2 separate regions of the Homo sapiens genome follow, and region 1 is linked to region 2. Evidence: read pairs that join two places in POLR2A ChIA-PET (ENCODE). Cell type or tissue: Caco-2. All regions are shown on one strand. Links, peaks and the distances in the headings refer to the core of each region. The heading gives the core; the rest is flanking DNA. Region 1 overlaps LOC105376556 (a long non-coding RNA gene). Region 2 has its middle 130 kb from the start of TEAD1.

Region 1 (5,370 bases), core at 182-5,181, 100 kb after region 2:
GCACCTGTGGTTTCAGCTACTAGGGAGGCTGAGGTAGAAGGATCGCTTGAGCTTGAGAGGTCAAGGCTGCAGTGAGCTGTCATCTTGCTCACTCTCTTGCCCAGGTCTCAGAGCAAGATCCTGTCTCCAAAATAATAATAATAATAAACAACTTGAAATAATTAAATTATTACAGGTGTGGAAAGGGAAGATCTCAGTTTCAATGGAGCATTGGATCTATACAAGTCAAGAGGCAAAAAGTGGGCTTTGCTGAAGACTGATGCTAAAGCTGAATTCTGGACAATGAGTAGCAATGAGCCATGTAAAGAAAAGGAAGTGAGTAGGTCCTGAGGCAAAACAGAGTTTGCCACGTTTGAGGAACTGTGAGAGAACTGTTGTTCCCAGTGGGAGAACACTAAGAATGAAATTGGCTCAAAATGAGGCTGGAGATGTAGGCTTAGATTACATAGGTTGGCCAGCATAGGAATTTTAGATTTCATTTTAAAAATCAATGGGGAATCATTAAATTGCTTTAAGTTAGAGAGGAGGAATAGCTGCAGAGCAAATTTCCATTTTTTAAAGATTATTTTATGGGTAAGACTTCCAGAATAGCCACCACCATCCCCCCATCACCACATAACCCCCCCCACCACCTCCCCCCACCATACTCCCACATTCCCCCCATATCCCCCACCACAACATCCCCACCACCACCACATACCCACCACATCCCCCCCATCACCACATCCCCCCCACCACCACATCCCCCCCCACCACATCCCCCCCACCACATCCCCCCCACCACATCCCCCCCACCACCACATCCCCCCCACCACCTCCACATCCCCCCCACCACCTCCACATCACCCCCACCACCTCCACATCCCCCCCACCACCTCCACATCCCCCCCACCACCTCCACATCCCCCCCAGCACCACCACATCCCCCCCACCACCTCCACATCATCCCCACCACCACATCCCCCCCAGCACCACCACCACATCCCCCACCACCACCACCACATCCCCCCCACCACCTCCACATCCCCCCCACACCACATCCCCCCCCCACCACCATATCCCTGATACCACCACCATCTCTGGATCATGGAAGCTGTATTCTAGGCAGACACATCCGAGATGACCAGGGTACTCTTTCTCCACCCAGCCCTCAGTCATAGGATAGAAACTACCTCAGGCATGGCAAGCTGCAAACACTGGCAGTCCAATAGCTCTCTGCCCACATTCCATGTGCTCTTAGGAGAGTTTCCATGCCAGGAAGGTCAAGCCAAGTAGACAAGGGATTACCATCCACCCACCCCAACCCTATTCATAGAGCAAGGGTGTCACATCGATAAGTAGGTCTCCACCCCCAACTCCAGTGCATAGCACAGGGTCTCTGCCCAGAGGAGAGGCAGGCCATGAGATGAAGAGCTCTGCGGCTCTGCCTGAGGGGACCAGCTGTTTGGAACACAGAGTGGAGAATTCCAGGCCTAAGAATGCTGTGCATCATGGACAACATGGGGAAAACCCAGCTCTAAAAATAAATAAATAAATAAATACAAAAATTAGCCTGTGTGGTGGTGCATGCCTGTAATCCCAGCTACTCAGGAGGCTGAGGTGGGAAGATCACCTGAGTGTGGGGAGGTCGTGGCTGCAGTGAGCAGTGATCATGCTACTGCACACTGCACTCCAGCCAGGGCAACAGAGCAAGCCCCTGTGTAAAAAAGAAAAACAAAAAACAACAACGCTGTGGAAAACCATAAAGATCAGGTGGAGAATAATTAAGAGGAGGCTGGTAGCTCCGTTATACAAGCAAAACAGCAGAACAGAAGTTTAATAGAACCAGGGAAAGACAGCTAAAAAGAGGCCTGGTAGGATCACAGTCAACTCTAGGGGTCAAAAGGGTTGTGTGCAAGCACGAGGCTGCCCCCACACAGGAGCAATTGGAGCAGACGTGGGGGCGGACTTGAAAGCATTCCCCAAGCCTCACAGACTCATCAACACAAGGTGAAGCTTTACTGGAACAAGGAACTTAAACAGAACATCTGACAAAACACTAAGTGAACAATAAGCCACTCTGCCCCAAGAGGCAACTCCTATGAAGCCAAGCTTAAAAATAAAATCACACTCAGCCCTGGCAGTCTAGAAGACTGTGTGCACACACAAGGCCGCTTCCTCTCAGGAGCAGTCAGAGAGGAAACTTCCAAGTTACTAGTCCCCGGCTGAATCTGGAACAAAAATGTAAACTTCCTGCCCTATGATAGCTGACTGCACACCACACATACATCCAACAGTAAAAGGTAAAAATTTCACTGGTGACTTCCAGTTTCCAGTCTAGCACGTAAGAAGCTTGGAAGTCACCATTTCATTGTAACAATTAAAAAGCTAAGCACACAGAAAAACCTACTCTTCTTAGATCAGAGAAAGAAGTGAGATTAAGGTGCAAACCTCTGCCCCCCAAAAATTGGAAAGACTGACCGGTGAGTACAGAGAATCACAACTTACCACAGCAGAAACCACATGCGGAAACTTCCTCAGAACCAATGCTGGGGTACAGAAATCTGAACTGTAGCTGATAAATTGCTGGAGATAAAAACTCCATGGGGTCCCAGTCATCAGGGACCCTACACTTTAGTGGGTTTTAACTGCTAGAATCCACAGGGTCTCACAGTGATTTTGGGGAAAAATCTCCTCGTGCTGCTAGCAGAAGAGAGGAGAAAAGGGAACCATTTTGAAGTACACCAGTGCATTTTATTCTTCTTAACAAGGTCTGCCCTCAGGAGAAAGTAATTAACTGGAGCCAAACCAGCTGGAGTTTTATCAGCACCTAACATGGAGGAAGGGAAATACCCAAATCTATTACAGCTGGTTGTAGCCTTCCACGTGAAGGAAGAAAAATACCTAACTCTAGCCCCTTCTAGATTTCCATGTGAGAGAAGGGAAATGCTTAACTCCAGCCCACTCTTGTTATTCTGCTCCGCCTGGGCTGGGAGGTGCCGAGAAGCACATGTGAAGTTCACAGTCCAGAGGCACAGGATCACTAAAACACTGAAAACTACCTATGGGCCTGTAGAACACTTCTCCACCCCACAATACCTTACCACCACATTACTGAAGGCCTGTTTAGGGCGGTTCCTTTTACCTAGAACATCATCTCCAGCCATCATGAAGAAATTATGAGGCATACTCTAAAACAAAGAACACAGTTCGAAGAAACAAAGCAAGCATCAGAGCCAGACTCAAATACGGCAAGAATATTGGAATTATCAGACCAGGAATTTAAAACAAATATCATTAATATGCTAAGGGCTCTAATGGATAAAGTTGGCAGAACACAGTAACAGATGGTCAATATAAGTAGAGAGGTGGAAATTCAAAGAAAAAAATGCTAGAGATCAAAAACAACAAGAGAAATGAAGACTGCTTTGGTGGGGTTATTAGTAGACTGGACACAGCTGAGGAAAGAGTCACTGCGCTTAAGGATATCTCAGTTGAAACCTCCAAAGTCGAAAATCAAATAGGAAAAAAAGACTAGAAAAAAACAGAACAGAATATCTAAAAACTGTGAGACAATTACAAAAGGTGTAAATATACATAATGAGAACACTAGAAGGAGAAGAAAAAAGGAACAAAAAATTATTTTTAAAAGGATAATTATTTTAAATATTTGAAAAAATAATGACTAAGAATTTCTGCAAATTAATGTCAGACACCAAACCACAGATACAGGAAACTCAGAGAACATCAAGCATCATAAATGCCAAAAACCTACACCTAGGTATATCATATTTAAACTACAGAAAATCAAAGATAAAGAAAAAGACCCTGAAACAAGTAGAGAAAATGGCCGGGTGTGGTGGCTCATTCCTGTGCTCCCAGCACTTTGGGAGGCTGAGGCCGGTGGATCACTTGAGGCCAGGAGTTCAAGACCAGCCTGGCCAACATGGAGAAACCCCATCTCTACAAAAAATACAAAAATAATTAGCTAGCCATGGTGGCATGCACCTGTAATCCCAGCTACTTGGGAGGCTGAGACAGGAGAATCGCTTGAACCTGGGAGACAGAGGTTTCAACGAGCCGAGATCATGCCACTGCACTTTAGCCTGGGCAACGGAGAAACTCGGTTTCCAAAAAAAAAAAAAGTAGAGAAAATGAACACCTTATCTACATAGAAGCAAAGATAAGAATTACATCCAACTTATCCTCAGAAAGCATGCAAGCAAAAAGAGAACAGAGTGAAATACTTCAAGCGTTGAAAGTAAAAAACCACCAACCTAGAATGCTGTACCCTGAAAAATTATCTTTCAAAAATGAAGGAGAAATACAGGCTTGCAGACCAAAAAAAAAAAAAATTTGAAGGAATTCGTTACCAGTACACCTGAGTTTCAAAAAATATTACAAGAGTTTCTTTAGAGAGAAGGGAAATGATATAGGTGAGAAGCTTGAATCTATATAAACAAGGAACAGAAGAGAAGGCATACGTGAAGATAAAATAAAAACTATTATTTTTCTAATTCTTAATTGATCTAACAGACAAGTTTATTTAAAATAATAATACCAACAATGTATTTAATTATATATATTTTTTCACTAATATGCTTATGTATAAGTGAATGACAGCAGTGATACAAGGTACAGGAGGGAGGAATTGGGATGATTTTGTTATAAGGTACTCACATTACCCATGAAGTGGTATAGTGTTGTTTGAAAGCGAACATGGAATAGTTGTGAACATAAATTACAAACACTAGAAAAGAAGCAGAGGGGCAAGAAAATAAGAAGAAGTAAAATTGATACTCTAAGAAAGGAGAGAAAATGAAATTATAGATAATGCTCTCTTAAAACCACAAGAGGAAGAAAAAAAGACAAAAATAGGAACATAGAACAAGGGCAACAATGGAAAACCGTTTTTTAAATGATAGATATTGGCCGGGCGCAGTGGCTCACACCTTTAATCCTAGCACTTTGGGAGGCCAAGGCAGGTGGATCACCTGAGGTCAGAAGTTCAAGACCAGCCTGAGCAACATGGTGAAACCCCATCTCTAAGAAAAATACAAAAATTAGTTGGGCAGGGGGCGGGCACCTGTAATCCCAGCTACTCTGAAGGCTAAGGCAGGAGAATCACTTGAACCTGGGAGGCAGAGTTTGCAGTGAGCCGAGATTGTGCCATTGCACTCCAGCCTGGGCAACACAGTGAAACTCCATCTCAAAAAAAAAAAAAAAAAAAAAAATTTGATCAGAAATCAATGAAATTGAAATTGGAAATCAATAGAGAAGATTGATAAAATCAAAAGCTGTTTCTTTGAAAAGATCAACAAAACCAATGTCTCTAGCCATGCAAGCTAATTTAAAAAAAAAAAGAGAGAGAGAAAATACAAATTGCTAATA
Region 2 (5,370 bases), core at 275-5,274:
TTACAGAAGAGAAAACAGAGGTTCGCCAGCTGGCTTCAAATCTAGCTCTGTCTGACTCTGAAGTCTTCATTCTCTCCAGGATGTCCTGCTGCCTCCACATTCCTTTAACCCTGGCTCCCCAACACCACACAGGCTAGAGGTGAGGTCATGATCAGTGTCAACGAGGTTTGATTCCAACTGTGAATCAAAATTCCTTTTACCATCACAAATACTGTTTCCTCTTGACTTTATGTATTTATCTAGTTAATTGACGGAGGGGGAGTGGTGGGGCTTTTCTTAACTGATTGCAGGAAACTCTGAAATTAAACAAAGAGGTTTATCCGAACTCTGAAGTTGTTCCATTTCTGTTTGTTTTTAGAGACAGGGTCTCACTCTATCACCCAAGCTAGAGTGCAGTGGTACAACCATAGCTCACTGCAGCCTCAAACTCTTGGCCTCAAGCAATCCTCCTGCCTCAGCCTCCCAAACAGCTAGGACTCGAGGCACATGCCACCCTACTTGTCTAATTCTTTATTTCTATTTTGTAGAGACAGAGTCTATGTTGCTAGGCTGGTCTTGAACTCCTGGCCTGAGCCTCCCAAAGCACTAGAATTATAAGTGCCAGCCTTGAAGTATTCTTTTAAGGGTATGCTCTGTGTCTTTTTATGCGAAACACTTGGTTATTTGGAGTACTCTGGGAAGAGGCACAGGTATGAATGCCTGAGGAAGCCTCACTTCCTCTCCAACAAACAAGTGGCCTGTCTCTGCCCTTGTGGGGACTTGGGGGGCTGTCCTCCTCTGGGTAGAAAGCTAGAGGCAGGTTGAGCTCCCGGCTTCTGGACTGGAGTTGGGGGGAGAGGGAAGGACATGGGTGGTACAGAGGCTGGAGTCTGCAGCACCACCCCAGCTGACCAGTGCTGGGCCCAGGGAAATAGCCAGGCTTGCTGAGGTCTCATAGGCAGGAACACACAAGCTGGTCACAGTTCAGGCAGGTGTACAGGGAAAGGAGGATTCCAGCAGGTAGGGCTAAGCGACAGGCAGCAAGCAGGGCTTGAGATCAGGGGAGATGGCACCACACAGAGGGGGCTGGCCCAGTCTGCCAGCCTCAGACAGGGGACCAGCTGGAATTAGTAGTGGGCTTTTTGAGTCCCATTGGGCAATTGCTGTGCAGGGCAGGTGAAGGCAGGAGCTTAGGCCCGTGAGAGGGATGAGAGAGCCAGGGAGGAGGGTGCTGTCATCAAACAATGTCCAGGTGCTCCAGGTAGATACTAGGTCTTTAATAACAGAACTTTTCCAGGGCTGTTGAGTTATTGCCTGCCTGTGAACCTCTACCTCCCCACACTGCACATCAGCAGATTGGTTCCTGAGACTGTGGCTGGGAACACCAGTAGACCCAGAGACAGGGGACTGAAAAAGCAAGATGACAGCAATCCTGACTTACGGCCTACTTGAGCCCAGAGCCCTGCCTGGAAGCACACGGCTCCACTGGCACAGCCTGTGCCCATATGTGAATAGACTTTACTGAAAGGCTCTGCTTCCTCCATTCGTGACTCAGCTTTACTCACACTGGCTGTTTCAAAAGTTGAAGATGTACATCAATGCATGTTTATAATAAGCCTATGAGATCATTTTACAAAATCAAATTCCAGGGACTGAGAGAAAACAAGTCACAGGCAGCAAGTTTCTTCTCTTGGATTTTCCCAATGTGAAAATCTGCAGTCAGGTTACACTGCTAGAGACTCGACTCAGGGGAAGCCCAGGGGAGAGAGTGCAAGCACATTTTATTAGGATAGCCAGAACCCCTGAAAACTTTGATTTAGGGGCAAAGGGCCTATGTTCAAGCCTGGCATTTGCTAGCTGTCTGATACTGGGCAAATCACTGTACCTCTGAGCCTCTCCGTCGGTAGTGAGGATGTAAGGGGGGCTTGTCACTTGTTGAATCCTGGTTTGATTTTGCCTGGCTCAGAAGTGTCTCCCACCCCGCCATCTTCAGGCCTCTCTCCTGAACCTATGCTCCAACTATGAGAGTAATCATCCCACACCGAGGAGGGCCACTCCACAACCCAGGGCTGGTGAAGAGGCTCAACAATAGTGTGGCTATGGACACTCTGTAAACCTGAAAGCTCCACAGCAGTAGGGGTTCCTAGTGCTACCGTTATTCCTGCAAGCCTTAGGCCAGGGTTGGCAAATAGTACCATGCTTCCTCTGCTCCTCACATATCTATGGCAGACATTACTAATCAACCCAGCACTCTCCCCATTGCCTTTTGACTAGTGATGTCTTTGGGAGAGTGGGAGGGAGACAGGAATATTACAAGGAAAGCTGCTTGCCATTGTAGCCTTGTACAAATTTTATAGCTCAGGATGCCAATACAAGGCTCCAAATAAATTCTTAATGCCCACTCCTGGACCAATCAGTTATGATTGGGGATGGGGCAGGAGGTAAAATATATAGAAAGATAGTAGCTACCACTCAAACTACATATTTACCAGAAGGCAGCATGTTTATCTGCTCAAGATGTTCTGTTTTTAGCCTCCAGAAAAGCCACGTCCCTAGGTTCTGAGGGTAGTACCAAGTCCATGTTAGAGATGAGCAAAGAAGCCCAGATAGGTTAAGTGGAGTGGCCAAAATAACCCTGTAGAAAGGGGTAGAACTGTCTGACTCCAGCTTCCAAGCATCTTACCTTTAGGCAGGAAGGCAAGGGTTCCAAACACCCACGCATTCCCCAGGCAAGCTCACCAAGGCCCACTGACCCCAGCAGCCAGAGGACAGCCCTGAAAAGTGAGGGGCGGGAGTCCTTGGCTATGTTCTAAGAACTGAGAGAAGCATTCACAATGAAATCCAGAAGGCTCTTTGGAGAAGTCTGCAGTTTTGGAACAATCCTGCTAAGTCATAGATGCTTTGAATTCCTTAGCTTTTGCCTTCAGAATTCCTGGCAGCTGCAGACAGTGGATGAGTATTCGTGGACAGACACTGATTTCTCCCCTGCTGGCGAAGGCCAGGGCAGGCCAGGTCCAAGACTGAGAAGCCAGCAGACTGAATCTCCACTCTAGAGAAGTCTAGAAGCAGGAAGGGCTTGTGCAGTGGATGCTGTGGTACCCCCTGCCCAGGTGGCCCTGAGGGCCAAGGCACTCATTCTTCCCTCTCTCCCTACCCTCCACACCCCCAGCTGCCTCCCACTGCATGATAGGCCCTGCTGAAGAAAGATGTGAGCCTATCTCCAAGATGACACGCCCTTGCATGGGCACCCAAGGACTGGTCGGTGCACACAGTCAGTGCATACACTTTCTTCCATCTGGACATCTCTGAAGGGAAGAGGCTCTTTCAAGATCCTCCCTCCAGCCCCAGAGCTCCAGGTAGGAGCAGTTGAGGCCACCCTCACTGCATATCACAGCCTAGCTCCTCACCCTGAGCTCTCGCTCCCTCACTGGTGTTGTTCCTGGGCTCACTCCCCAGTAAGCCACCTGCTCATATACCTCCATCTCAGAACCTGCCTCCCTGAGACCAGAACGGGGGCTGCTTGAAAAGAAAAGAGAAAGAAGAATCCTGGAGGTGGGACGCTCAGCGTTCTTAGAAATAATCGCATCTAGCCCCACCACTGCAGAGGGGAGAGAGTTTGCCCAAGGTCACAGAGCCCGTTGATGGCAAAGCTGGCTCCAGGGACCTCTGACCCCCCATTCCCTCCATTCTTGGGGCTGATATTAAAACTGCTGACATGTTTGAATGTTATTTGTATGTAAGCATTTTCTCTAATCATCACAGCACCCTCTGAGGTAGGTGTGATTAACTTCATGTTTTTACAGATGATAAAACAGCCTCCAAGAAGTTGTAAGTGAGTTGCTCAAGGTTGCACTGCTTGCACGTGGCAGAGGTGGGATCCAACCCAGGTCTGTGTGATTCCCACGCCCACATTCTTTGCACGATGGCACATTTCCTCTGGCTGTTTTGGGAAAGAGGGGGTCTTTGGATTGTTATGAGGCTTCCCAGACCTGCGTGGGTCCTATGCCCTGCTACTCTGAGCATAGAACCAGAGGTAGCAGGGCACAGGGCGTAGTTCCCTCCCCTAAGAGAACCTCAGGGAGGCCCTCTGTGGAGGAGGCACACACTACCGGCCTCAGCGAGCCCCGGCCCAGGTGTGGCCCCTGTGTGGAGCGTCTCCTTTGGCAGATCAAGTTCCCGCTCATTCCTCAGGGCAGCCCTGTTACTCTACATTCCAGCCCAGGGATGCCGCAGCTTTAGGGCCAGGATTTAAACCAAATATCCTGCCTCTCCCCAGGGATGTCCCCAAAGGTGGTAGAAATGTGTCACATTCACACTCTGTACACAAGACTCAGCAATGTTGTGATCCAAGATGTGGCTCACTGAGGAGGCAGGAGGAACCTCTCAGGATGACATACAATGAGGGAGCTATGAATATAAAATTCTCATTGCATATCAGCCAGAACAGGAAAGGAGGCATTCCCTCTGCATAAGTGAGAAAGGGAAATGGGCAGGAAGCCAGGTGGGCCGACCTGCCATCCCTGTGGGCTCCTGCACCACCCCCCACATGCACACATCTCTGGACCCCGTGTACCTCAGCTAATAAAGCCTCTACCTGCAACTTCCACCTCATCCAGTTTCTGAACATACTTGTGGACCCTCAGTGCCCCAATGACATTATTTTACTCAAGGCTAGCAGCTAAGATCCAAGGGGCTGTGGCCCTAAGCAGTGGTCTCTCCCCATTCCCCAACACACCTGAGTCTCTGCCTTGGTCTCCTTGCCTGGCACTCTTGTTTCCCAAAGGAATTATTGCTGCTTGTGGAGCCAACCTGCTTGACTGAGGTTTTCACATCAGGCCCAGCCCCTGGCTTTCTTTTCTGGGTGTCAGGGCGAAGGATGTCAGTATCTATGCTCCAAAATCTGGCCATTGGTGTTCCTTCTCAAAGGGAGAGAGTGCCCAGAACTGTGCCATGTTGGAGACAGCAGAGATCTGGGGATCAGTAGCCCAAACACAGAGAGAGGGTGGTCAGACGTGGGCACAGTACTACAGGGCTCCTGTGATGCTCCTTCTGAGCTCCTGAAGCTCAGGCAAGGTTTAGATGGGATGGACCTGGGAAGAAACTATCCCATAGGCAGACATGGCATCCAATATCCAACGTCAGGAAGAAAGTGGGGGTTCTGGCTAGGGACCAGGCACTTGGCAGATTCAAAGCGCCAGAGAAGCATGAAAGGCTGAGCCCCAGGACAGAAGAGGCCTCAAGGGCTGGACTCTGAGTCTTAGGTTGAAGGACGGAACTGCATCTGGACTAGCAGCGACAGTCCTGGAGATGGTAAAGCCAACCAGGGCAAAGAGATGAGGGCTCTTGACCCTGGGATGTTCACATTCTATAATGTGTGGCTGAGGAATGCCA

The links. Peaks named below come from ENCODE experiments on the same cell type or tissue, not always from the same donor. Only the 100,000 strongest peaks of a DNase experiment are listed, where the experiment ranks them.
Region 1: POLR2A ChIA-PET joins it to region 2 with 6 read pairs; 2 of 35 experiments call an interaction of 5 or more read pairs at or near these places.

What each region holds. Positions count from the first base shown.
Region 1 is chr11:12,640,223-12,645,592 of GRCh38, forward strand. LOC105376556 (a long non-coding RNA gene) reads left to right here. Exons shown (of 5, transcript XR_931039.2): 4 at 176-315; 5 at 1,362-1,504. Among named protein-coding and RNA genes, the nearest start is that of TEAD1, 32 kb to the right of the region's middle. In Caco-2, for the core only: no CTCF peak of the experiment used is centred there; no DNase peak of the experiment used is centred there.
Region 2 is chr11:12,538,249-12,543,618 of GRCh38, forward strand. No RefSeq gene overlaps it. Among named protein-coding and RNA genes, the nearest start is that of TEAD1, 130 kb to the right of the region's middle. In Caco-2, for the core only: no CTCF peak of the experiment used is centred there; a DNase peak (open chromatin) is centred at 2,953.